Regions from separate parts of the Homo sapiens genome. Here region 2 is linked to region 1. A link is a contact called in ENCODE Hi-C or POLR2A ChIA-PET data. All regions are on one chromosome and are shown on one strand. Each heading gives the region's core, a stretch centred on a gene start or an enhancer-like site at or near the end of the contact. The rest is flanking DNA. Distances are from core to core; before and after follow the strand shown.

The links. A loop is a pair of places that touch in the nucleus more often than their neighbours do. ChIA-PET counts read pairs that join two places held with the same protein, here RNA polymerase II (POLR2A). Pooled maps may share reads with other maps.
Region 2: a map of naive thymus-derived CD4-positive, alpha-beta T cell shows a loop between it and region 1 (1.8-fold over the local background). The contact joins two enhancer-like sites. A Hi-C loop is called at or near these places in 3 of 168 maps with a recorded cell type or tissue (CD4-positive, alpha-beta memory T cell, OCI-LY7 and naive thymus-derived CD4-positive, alpha-beta T cell), 2 of 37 single-sample maps with no recorded cell type and 6 of 50 pooled maps. POLR2A ChIA-PET finds 5 or more read pairs at or near these places in 1 of 52 experiments (OCI-LY7).

What each region holds. Positions count from the first base shown.
Region 1 is chr5:173,915,589-173,920,758 of GRCh38, forward strand. All of the region lies in intron 2 of CPEB4 (cytoplasmic polyadenylation element binding protein 4), which reads left to right. Among named protein-coding and RNA genes, the nearest start is that of CPEB4, 30 kb to the left of the region's middle. RefSeq lists an enhancer at 2,415-2,674. Within about 2 kb of position 2,348, at least 39 of the 41 ENCODE cell types and tissues checked have a DNase peak (open chromatin) inside an H3K27ac peak, as active enhancers do; they include OCI-LY7, where a contact is called at or near this core.
Region 2 is chr5:173,703,904-173,709,062 of GRCh38, forward strand. LINC01484 (long intergenic non-protein coding RNA 1484) reads right to left here. Exons shown (of 3, transcript NR_108027.1): 3 at 3,696-3,972. It overlaps LOC107984118 (a long non-coding RNA gene), which reads right to left. Exons shown (of 2, transcript XR_007059059.1): 2 at 4,170-5,159. LINC01942 (long intergenic non-protein coding RNA 1942) reads left to right here. Exons shown (of 3, transcript NR_146727.1): 3 at 1,687-1,946. Among named protein-coding and RNA genes, the nearest start is that of LINC01942, 17 kb to the left of the region's middle. RefSeq lists an enhancer at 3,322-3,822. Within about 2 kb of position 3,639, at least 11 of the 41 ENCODE cell types and tissues checked have a DNase peak (open chromatin) inside an H3K27ac peak, as active enhancers do; they include OCI-LY7, where a contact is called at or near this core.

The DNA of each region.
Region 1 (5,170 bases), core at 1,098-3,597:
ACAGGCTGATTTTGAATTTTGATCTCCCAGGTGGCAGCTTGTGCATTGCTACAATATTATTAGGCTTATCAAGTTTTTCTTCACCTGGACAGAAAACTATTTTATTGCTGTAGATGCCTAGATGATTATTTGGGGAATATTGTATCTTATTGTTATGCATGTTTTTTCTCGCTTATGAAATTGGTACTTGTTACTTAGAAATGGAGCAGCATGAAATAGATTAAAACCACATGCGAGTACATCTGTTTTCAGCCTTCTGAAGCATAGGTTGGACACAGTGAAATAAAGATTCATGAGTTAGTATTATATTCAGTGTATAGAGAGACCTCTGAAAATTAGGGAGCCTTTTTTTCTTTTCTGTATGTGAAGGGAATAAAGAGACAAAAATAGTGCTTAAAAATTAGACGTCAGACAGAATATAACAATCCACAGTTTCATGATAGTGGTTGAGTATTTTAAATTCAATATATGAAAACAATATAATATTCAATTTGCTTCATTTCACTAGAAAGCCAAAATGAGACAGCAAAATTATTGAGAGAACAAAGGCAATCTACAGACTGTCAAAACATTATAGTTGTTCTTCAGATATGAAATTATGACTTAGATATCATATTATTCCTTTGAATAGTGTGAAAATGGAGTCTTTTTCTCTTCATATTGTTGTAGAATATATGTTGCTTTCAGATTTTTGAAAGAAAGGCTCAACATATCCACCACAATTCCTCTGAGTTTCAGGCATTTCAAGTACTTAATTTGAATGTAAGCAATAATGATTGCATTCAGAAATGCAAGTTGTTTAAAGTGCCAGTCTTTTACATATCCCCATGGTGCCCAGGAAACCTATTGCATATGTAGAGGAAGTAGTGGAAGCATGTTATACATCACTGCCTCACGTGTTTCATGCATCGCTTTATTTTAAGAGCTATGGATCTACTCCAAAAATGCTATGTATTTAATTCCTGACTGCCAAAGGTGTTGTGACCTTGCATTTTAAAACACTTTCATATTTTTTCTTGCTTTATCTACGTGTTAAATTTAGAGACCCTTCCCTGACTATTTTTCATTGCTGTAAATTTGTTTGAAACAAATGCTTAAATGAGTGGGCAAGTGATGATTCCATCTGTGCTTCTTTTCTTTGTTGCTAAGCAAAAGAATTTATAATAACCTTTCTAGAAGAAAATCATGAAACTCAAGTTGAAAGTTTAGTACACAAAGCTTGTTTCATCAGTTTTATAAAAGTTTTTTTTATATCATTGTAAGAGAGTGGCTGTGGGGATTATTTAAATTCTGTATCTTTACAGTTGGGATAGAATTTAGTGCTACTTAAAAATATGTAATAAATAATAGGAAACCTTAACTTTTCTTTCGATACACCATTTTACTAATATTCCTATATTCCAAATTGCAGTCACTTAGTTGACTTAGAGAACACATGTTGTATACTGGTAGAGAGGCATTAGAACAAGTATTTTATACAGATACTGACTCTGTGCAGGCTGAAATAGCTCTGGAAACCTGCTATGAGAGTTGCTAAATTTTGTCACTTATTTATTTCATATGTTATAAATTTGAAGTAATTTGGGAATAAATAATTTTTTTTCAAAATGAAAGGAAGTCCTACTAAAATAGGTTCTGTTGCTTTAATATTAGAATGATTTATTTCAGGTAGGAATGGTGGGGAGAGTATATAATTTCTTACAGTATTTAACCTTTTTCTATTTAAATTGGTTTGCCTGTGGCAAAATAAGAACAGATTACTGGTACCCTAACCTCCAACCTTTTTAAAGGATTAGATGGACATTTTCCTTTAAGGGACATTTAATGGGGCAGATTCAAAGTACCATAAAGAAGAAGTGGATAGGCTGGGCGTGGTGGCTCACGCCTGTAATCCCAGGGCTTTGGGAGGCCAAGGTGGGTGGATCACCAGGAGTTCAAGACCAGCCTGGCCAACATGGTGAAACCCGTCTCTACTAAAAATGTAAAAATTAGCAGGGCGCGGTAGCGGGCGCCTGTAATCCCAGCTACTTGGGAGGCTGAGGCAGGAGAACCGCTTGAACCTGGCAGGCGGAGGTTGCAGTGAGCCAAGATCAAGCCATTGCACTCCAGCCTGGGCGACAAGACTGAAACTCCATCTCAAAGAAATAAAAAAGAAGAAGAAATGGATAACGCAAACCAGTTAATTTTACTCGGATTTATAATCAAATTTCTCCTTCCAAGTAAATTATTAGTGTGTGGTATCAAATGTGTCTGGCGAATTGAGGGATCTTTAAATATCATTAAGTCTTTAAGACTCAGAGTCGGCCGGCAGCTGCCTGCGTGTCTGGCTGAAGCCTTCCTGAACTAGGCTGGCTCTTTCTTGCTCGGTTTGGATGATACCAAGTAATTCAAAGTAGCGTAACAGGGGAGTGACTTAAGTCTCCTAAGAATTAGAAAGTTGCCTTAATTCTCAAAGCCTCATAAGTAATGGAGGACGTTAAATAGCAAAGAGTATAATTTAAACTGGGCTACAATTAAATGTGTGTGTGGCTATGTAGGAATGAAGCGTGTTTCTTCTCCTCCTGTACTCTCCCTCTCTTGACTGCGGAAATGGAACATCCTAAACAGTCTTTCTCTTGCCTTGGCTTAGCTGTGCTGTAGGATGGGACCTGGGCTTCTGTGTTGAGGTAACTTCTATTGTGAGGAAGAAGAGGGCGAAATTGTGTGGCATGATTTTTTTGTATGAAAAGTGAAGGGCCTATTCTTAATTTTGAACAACTGCCTGCTTTCTGATTTACTTTTGATCCGGATTTGTTGGATTCCTCACTGTACTGTGTAGGTTGAGCTTACAAAGGTGTGGATTTTGAGCAGTGCGATTACCCCCTTTCAGATTTGGGGTTGCTGTTGTTTTTGTCTTTGGGTTTTTATAAGGCGGGGAGGGTAAGGGGAAATGCCTAGGAAAGAAAATCATGTGATGTATGTGAATGCCGACATCGTCATAGGATCGGACTGAAGCCTTTCTCCCTCTAGCCTCTGAATGGAAACCAACTCAGTTCAAACTAAATGCATCTTGTGCATGGGCCAGATCCTCATCTGCCCCGTTTACTTACATAACACATACTAGTCAATCGAAAATAGTGATCCTCTGCCCTCTACCTGCCACACATTCGTGATTGAATATTTAACCCTTGTTTTTATTTGGTCTGAAAATCAAATAAGCAGTTGCCACAAAGGGGGAATTTGTCTTATGTCATCCATGATGTGGGTCCGTAATTACTTAAGCAGCCCCTTTATCTTAATCCTGAACATTGAACACAAGGAATCCTATTTTGAGGCCATGAAAATCGGTTATCGTTTTATTCTTTGTTACCTGAGTGAGAGGTGAGGGTAACGGTGGGCGAGTAGATGGGGGAAGTATTATAATAGTAAACTTTTAATGTTATTAGAAGGTTAAACATACATTTAAAAGATTTTTTTAATACATAATTTTTTCTTTTCAGTTGTAGTAAAGTTCCCTTATAATATGGTTATTATGACTTAATATTGTTTGACATACATTCAGGGCAGGGATTTAACTATGTGTGGTAGATAAAAACTTAGAGATAAATAAGAAAACAAGCAACAATCAGGTAACAAATTAACAAGTACTTTTCTTTAATGTTTTGCTTTGTCATATTAAGTTTTGTGTACAATTTAAGCTTATGTTTTACCATCTGGACAGGCAAAAATAGTAATCTCCACTCAGAAATGAAATCAGAATGACAATTAAGTAGTAAGATTTTCAGACTTTGTCCACAGTTTGTCAATGATAAATATTAGGGACCTTCCTACTGTAAAAAAGAGAAGGGGCCCCACAATATTTATGGGGATACATGTCATTCATGTGCCACATCTAAATTAATAGAGTGTATTGTGCACCTTTAATAGTGTCACTTGGTTTTTCTGTTTTCCTTCTATAATAAAATTCTATAGAGGTGACTCTTGCTGTCTCATTTCCTGGCAGCTACAAAAACAGCCCAAATATCTGCTTAATAAAAAAGCCCTTTGTTGTCTATGAAGGTCTTAAGGCTTTCCTTGATCTTGTTATATAATCCATGACGATGTTATTTGCTGACTTTGGGGGAGGGGAAGAAATGCCACCTGATTCATAGTTGTCATAAAAATATCCAAGATTCTCTGCATTTAGTTTAGCAACAGGAACGAGGGAACAGTTCACAATTGTGCCACAGAATTATTACTTCCCAAAACTCCTGCATGGACTTTCTACCTGAATGTTGTATGCAGTTGATTCATTTATCAACTGTATGTGCCTGGATTGTGAATTTCTTGTTTTTCCCCCTCACATTACCATTATCCTTACTACCAAAACTAAAAAGGAGGAGAGAGAAAATTCTCTGAAATTGTTCTTGCTTAGCCCTGTACAATTAGCCATACAATTTGTAAAAGGAATACTTTTTAAGAAGGTTTAAACTAGTCACTACTTTTCAAATCAGACATTGAGATGGTCAGGCTGCCTCTGGGCTTCATTATTTTATCTAATTGACTGATTCTGAATTCAGTCCTACACCACTGCACTCAGTTCTAAAAGCAAGGCTTTGTTTTATTCTGGGTATTACCTGGTAACCAGTCAATTAAGAACATTAGTGGAACTCTGAAGGGAAAGCACTTCCATAATCTCTTTGGAATCCAGTTGGGTTGATGCCAGTTGCTGTGTATTGGAAAAGAGAAGGAGGAATCAACCAATTAGAGCCCCCTTTTAGTGCTTGAGAAACCAACAATAAAGAGCAAGTCTTAATTCTGAAGAGCAGCCCTGATTAATTGAAATATAAATAACTTTTAAAAATCTAACTTCTGCTGGCTATAATATTCCAAATAATAAATGTCTGGCATGGTTGACTAAATAGAGGTATTTAAACCAGCTGCCTGATTTCTTTATTGTAATGATCGGAAGTTGTTAGCATATAACAGACTTTTCCAAATGTTACGAAATAAAAGGAGAAGTGTTCAGGGTTGTGTTCAAACCTGGTTTGGCCACTAGTAGTGCCTTAGATTGGTCACTTCTCTCTAGACCTCAATTTCCTCACCTGTAAACGGAGGGGTTGAACTTAATGATCTTTACATTACCATCAGCAATTCAGTCTTACATTACAAAACTGGAGGTACAGTTTTATATTTTAAAACTGAAGGTTTT
Region 2 (5,159 bases), core at 2,389-4,888, 210 kb before region 1:
AATTATGTTTTGATGCTGGCTCTGTTGTTCCGAGCTATACCCTTTTGCTTCCCCTCGCCTTCCTTATCTTAGTTCTAGTATACCCCCAGAAGATCACCCCCACATCACAAATGGAACAGGTGGGCAGTGCCCGGTGATGAGCTGCAGGTGACAGGCACTCACGAAACAGTGGGTCCCCACACCCTGCAGAGGAAAGGAGACCTGCAGGCAGACCCTGCAGCCATGGCCAGATGAAGGTCAATCCAAGTCTGGTTTCGAGTAGCACCTCTGCAGACCCGCAAGTGTAGATAAGTTCCTTAATATCATCTCATAGCTCTCTTCACTTTTTAAAAAAGTAGACCTTATTTTTTAGAGCAGTTTTAGGTTTGCAGAAAATACAGAAACTTTCAGTATATCCCCTCCGCCCACTATCCCAGTTGTCTGCCCCATTGCTAACCTCTTGCATTGGTGTGGTACATTTGTTACAATGGGTGAACCCATATTGATACACTATTATTAGCTCCAGTTCATAGTTTACTTTAGGCTTCCTTCTCTGTGTTAGACAGTTCTACGGGTTTTGGCAAATGCGTTGTCTCCACACCCATCATTACGGTACCATACAGAATTGTTTTTCTGCCTTAAAATTGCCCCTTGCTCCGGCTACGCATCACCCCCCTCCTTCTACCCTGGGCCCAGTTTTCTTCACTTTTTCTTCAGTGCATTTATTGCAGTTGTAAAGATCGAATTTGGAATTACTTGATTAAAATCGGCCTTCCCCACGGGACCGTAAGCAGCTTCACGAGGGCAACCGCTACGTCGGGCTTTGCCACACTGTGTCTCCTGGGCTTTCTCACAGTGCATGGCATATGTTAGTGTAAACAGTTGAACAAATGAATGAATGAATGAATGAGTGAATGAGAAGTGAAGTAGAGGCAATGAAGGAGGCTGGAGGAAGGAGGTGTCAGGGCAAGAAGAGGAAGCCTCACCCAAATCAACATTGCCCATCCCAGGAGCCTCCCTTTGAGGACAATGAAATGGCAAAGCAAAACTGTTCTGGAACCAAATGGCTGATAACCCACGCTGGGGTTATCCTGGCGGTGAGTGTAGCCCCTCCTTGCCCCATCAGGGGTGACAAGGACAGGAGCAGGGAATTGATGTCACCAGAGCCAGGCCCTGAAATGGCCTGACAAGGGCTCAATCCGTCACTGTCTTAACCGTCGTGACTTTCGGAGTCACCTCCAGATTTTTTGGCCCAGTAAATGATTAAGCAGTTAAATAAAGACAGGCTCATTAAGGAAACATGCTTCCCTGCATATCTGCCCCAGTTACTCCTAAATTTAATCTGTCCATGAGCCAATTTCCAGGACAAACGCGCACAGGCTTTTTTTTTTTTTTTTTTTTTTTAAATCTCCAGAGCCTTAACTTTGAAGGTATTCATTGGCCAAGGCTTATCCTGATGCCGGTCTCCCCCATCCTGTCTCCTCTGAGACTCAATGGAGGGGTTCCTTCCCCACACCCAGACAATCCCGTGGGGCCGCTGGAGAAGGGGCAGGGCACTCGTGGGGCCCATTTGCCAGCAGGCAGGGCCGGGCCCATGAAAGCACCCTTTCTTCTCTGTCACACGGCTGCTCCCAGCCACGGGGGGCTCTGGGGTATAATCGGATTGAGTTTCCTTGGCCAACAGGTTGGCTTTGTTCTCTTGTCCAGATTTTCATCCACTTGGCTCCCCAAGTTGCTGCTCGACCGCTCTCTGACCTGGATTCACTGAGGACACATCAGGCCTTTGCCACGGGCTCCATGGAGTGGCCGGAGCCCAGGGCTGGGTGAGTGTGGGGTGGGTCTGAAGGGGAGGACGTGCATCTAGAGGCCAGGCCAGCCCCTGCAGGATTTTCTGATGTCAAATCGCCTGTCCTGTGCCCGAGCCCTATCGCCTTAGCAGAATGAGGACACGTGCCTCCCCTGGGCCTCCCCACCGTGGCCTGAGTGAGTGTCTCTCCGGCTGCAGTGTTTGCAGTCAGCAGGTCAAGAGGGGACCCTCCTGCCCTGCTCCCATGGGGCTGCTGCTCCTTCTAGCAGTCCCAGCTTAACACCCACACTTCTTATACTGGTCCCAGGGCCCTCTATGGGTTAGGGTGTAGAAGGAGGTTGTGTTGGTTAAAAACACCAGGTGGAAATCTCTTTTCTCTGAATGCTGATGGAGTGCTGTTAGGGAGACAGTTCTTTTCAGTCTAGTTGGATCCTGGGTGAAGACTCAGGCCTCGCTCAAGAAGGGAGACCACCCATATGTGCTGTCACGTGTTTCCAGGGAGGAGGCTGGAAGTCCAAGATCAAGGTCCTAGTAGGTTTGGCCTCTGGTGAGGGCTCTCTTCATGGCCAGGAGCTTCTCCCACTCCTGGGCACAGATGGGCCCTGTTAGACTGTTGCCTTGCTCCCAATCAATCATGCCCCCTCCCACTGCCTCTGGGGTTGTGTCTGTGATGTCCTCTTCCTGGGGACAAATGCAGCTTCAGCTGCTATAGGCTGGGACTGTGGCCCTCCCTGCACCAGTCCCAGGGCCCAGCTTCCCCAGGCCACTAGCGTTGCTCCAGGAACAGTGTCCAAGTCAGTCCCGACTGCTAATAGAATCCCACGGACTGAGTGGCTTCAGGAACAGGAATTTATTTCTCACAGTTCTGGAAGTCCAAGATCAGGGTGCTGGCAGATTTGGCTCCTGGTAAGGGCTCTCTTCAGGCTTGCAGACAGCTGCCTTCTTGCTGTAACCTCACATGGTGGAGAGAAAACTCTGGTGTCTCTTCCTTTTCTTATAACGGCACTAATTCCATCATGGATCCCCCCACCCTCATGACCTCATTGAAACCTAATGACCTTTCAGAGGCCCCACTTCCTAATACTGTCACACTGGGGGTAGGGCTTCCACATACCAATTTGGAGACACACAAACATTTAGTCCATAAAAAATGGGCAGGTGGCCCAGACTAAGCTAATCACATCCTTTCCTGGGCCTGTCAGGAACCTTCTCTGGCTTTTGGTTTGTTTGTATTTTAAAATAGAAATAGGCAGATCTGTGAGAAGGTGAGGTGAGAGTTGCAGGCAGCCACCTACCTGCCCAGGGGAGGAGGCCCTTTTGCAATAGGAAAGAATGAAAACAGCACAAAGAGAGACGTGGAGGAGGAAGACGGAGAAGGAGGGGCGCTTTCGCCTCCCTGGACCCAGTGGGCCCTGAGATCTGCTTCTAACCTGTCTTTTCTCTATTGATTTTTGTCAGCTAATAAGTCTTTCTTTCTACATATATTCATTGAAGTTCCATTTGTTTTCCTTGCCAGTAAAAGAATGCTGACAACCTCAGGATTGGGCAAGGAGCTAGTCCTTTTCCCCTCTTGAGAGATGGGGTAGCAGAGTAGTAGGAGCAGAGCGGCCAGGCTGTCTGGATTTGAAGTTGTACGTGTTGGTCTGGGCAAAATTTTCAACTTCCTGCGCCTCAGTTTCTTATCTGTAAAGTGGGGTTAATAATAGTGCCCACCTCGTGCAGTCAGGGATGAGGATTAAGTGAGTTATATGTGTAAGGTGCTTTGCACACTGCCTGGTGTGCAGTCAGCTCAGCATCTGTGAGCTGATTTCCATCTCCCTTGGGTCTTGTGGCCTGTGAACACAGCCTTACTTGGCGCAAGTGCTGAAGGAAATGGAACGCACCCTGAGTGAGACAGCAGTACTCTCTTGTGACCCAGTTAGTAGCCAGCTGGCAGATTTCTGGTATTGCTCACTGCTGAGGGGCCGCTGGGTGCCTGATGAGTCCTGGGAAATGCCTGGGGCAGGGTGGCTGGCCTGGGCCTGTCTGCCCTGGGTTGCCCCTCCCAGAGCTCTCAGCATGGCAGCACTAAGGCCAGCTGGACCCTACTTGGGAGGATAGAGAAGTGGAAAGAACCCTGGGCCTGCAACCCAGCAGTTGTACACCGTGGTTTCCTAGAGGAACTCATGCACATGTGTCCTGGAGACCTGCAAGAGGACAGCACCATGGAGATGACCAGCAACTAATACCACCCAAAGGTCCACCAACAGGAGAATGGATACCCCAGCAGGGGTGCATGCATGCAACGGAACACACCACGTACTGGTGAGAGTGAATCAATGTCGGTCACACGCATCAACGCCGATGAGGCTGAGACTCGTAATATCAAATTTAGAATTGCAAGTAGCAGAAGGATCAAAGTTATATTTGTAATAAAGCTTAAACACAAGCAAATCGAGCACTGTATTGTTTAGGCACACATTCACATTTGGTAAAGACATAAAGCAAAGCAAGGGAACGAGACAAAAATGAAATCCCAGAGTAATCAGGTGGTCAGGTCTTGGGGGGTGGCGTGGAGTTGGGGAAGGGCATCAGAGTGGATCTCACCTCAGCTCCGACTGCTTTGGGAAGTTCTAGTTCTGACATGGAGTGGTGGGTTCACAGCTGTTTGATTGCTTGTTATGCTTTATAACAATATAAACTGCATATGTTCAGTTGAAATATTTCATAATAAAGGTTTTTTAAAAAAGAACATTGGGCTCATCTTTCCCATCAGATACAGGCATTTTTGTTTTGAATTTCTATTTCCTTTTTTTAATGAGCAAGGATCGTTTGCCTCTGAAAATATAAATTAAAAAAAAAAATAAGGCTGGGCACAGTGGCTCACGCCTGTCATCCTAGTACTTTGGGAGGCCGAGGTGGGTGGATCACTTGAAGTCAGGAGTTCGAGACCAGCCTGGGCAACATGGTGAAACCCCATCTCTACCAAAAATATAAAAAATTAGCCAGGCGTGGAGGCGTGCGTCTGTAATCCCAGCTACTTGGGAGGCTGAGGCAGGAGAATCGCTTGAACCCGGGGGGCAGAGGTTGCACGAGCCGACATTGTGTCACTGCACTCCAGCCTGGGTGACAGAGCGAGACTCCATCTCAAAAATAAATAAATTATTTAAATATTTTTTTAGAAAAAGCACTGGATTTGCAGTTGGGAGCACAAGACTTGGGGTTGCCCCTTCCCACAACCACTGTCATTGCTGGGACCTCTGCAGCCATCTCCTCCCGGCCTCCATCCTCACCCACTCCATTTCAGTCTCTGTTTGGCCCCCAGCTGAGTTATCTTTGTAACCATAAATGGCATTCGCTCATTTTACTGCTTCCTGAAGTCCAAGCCTGTTCT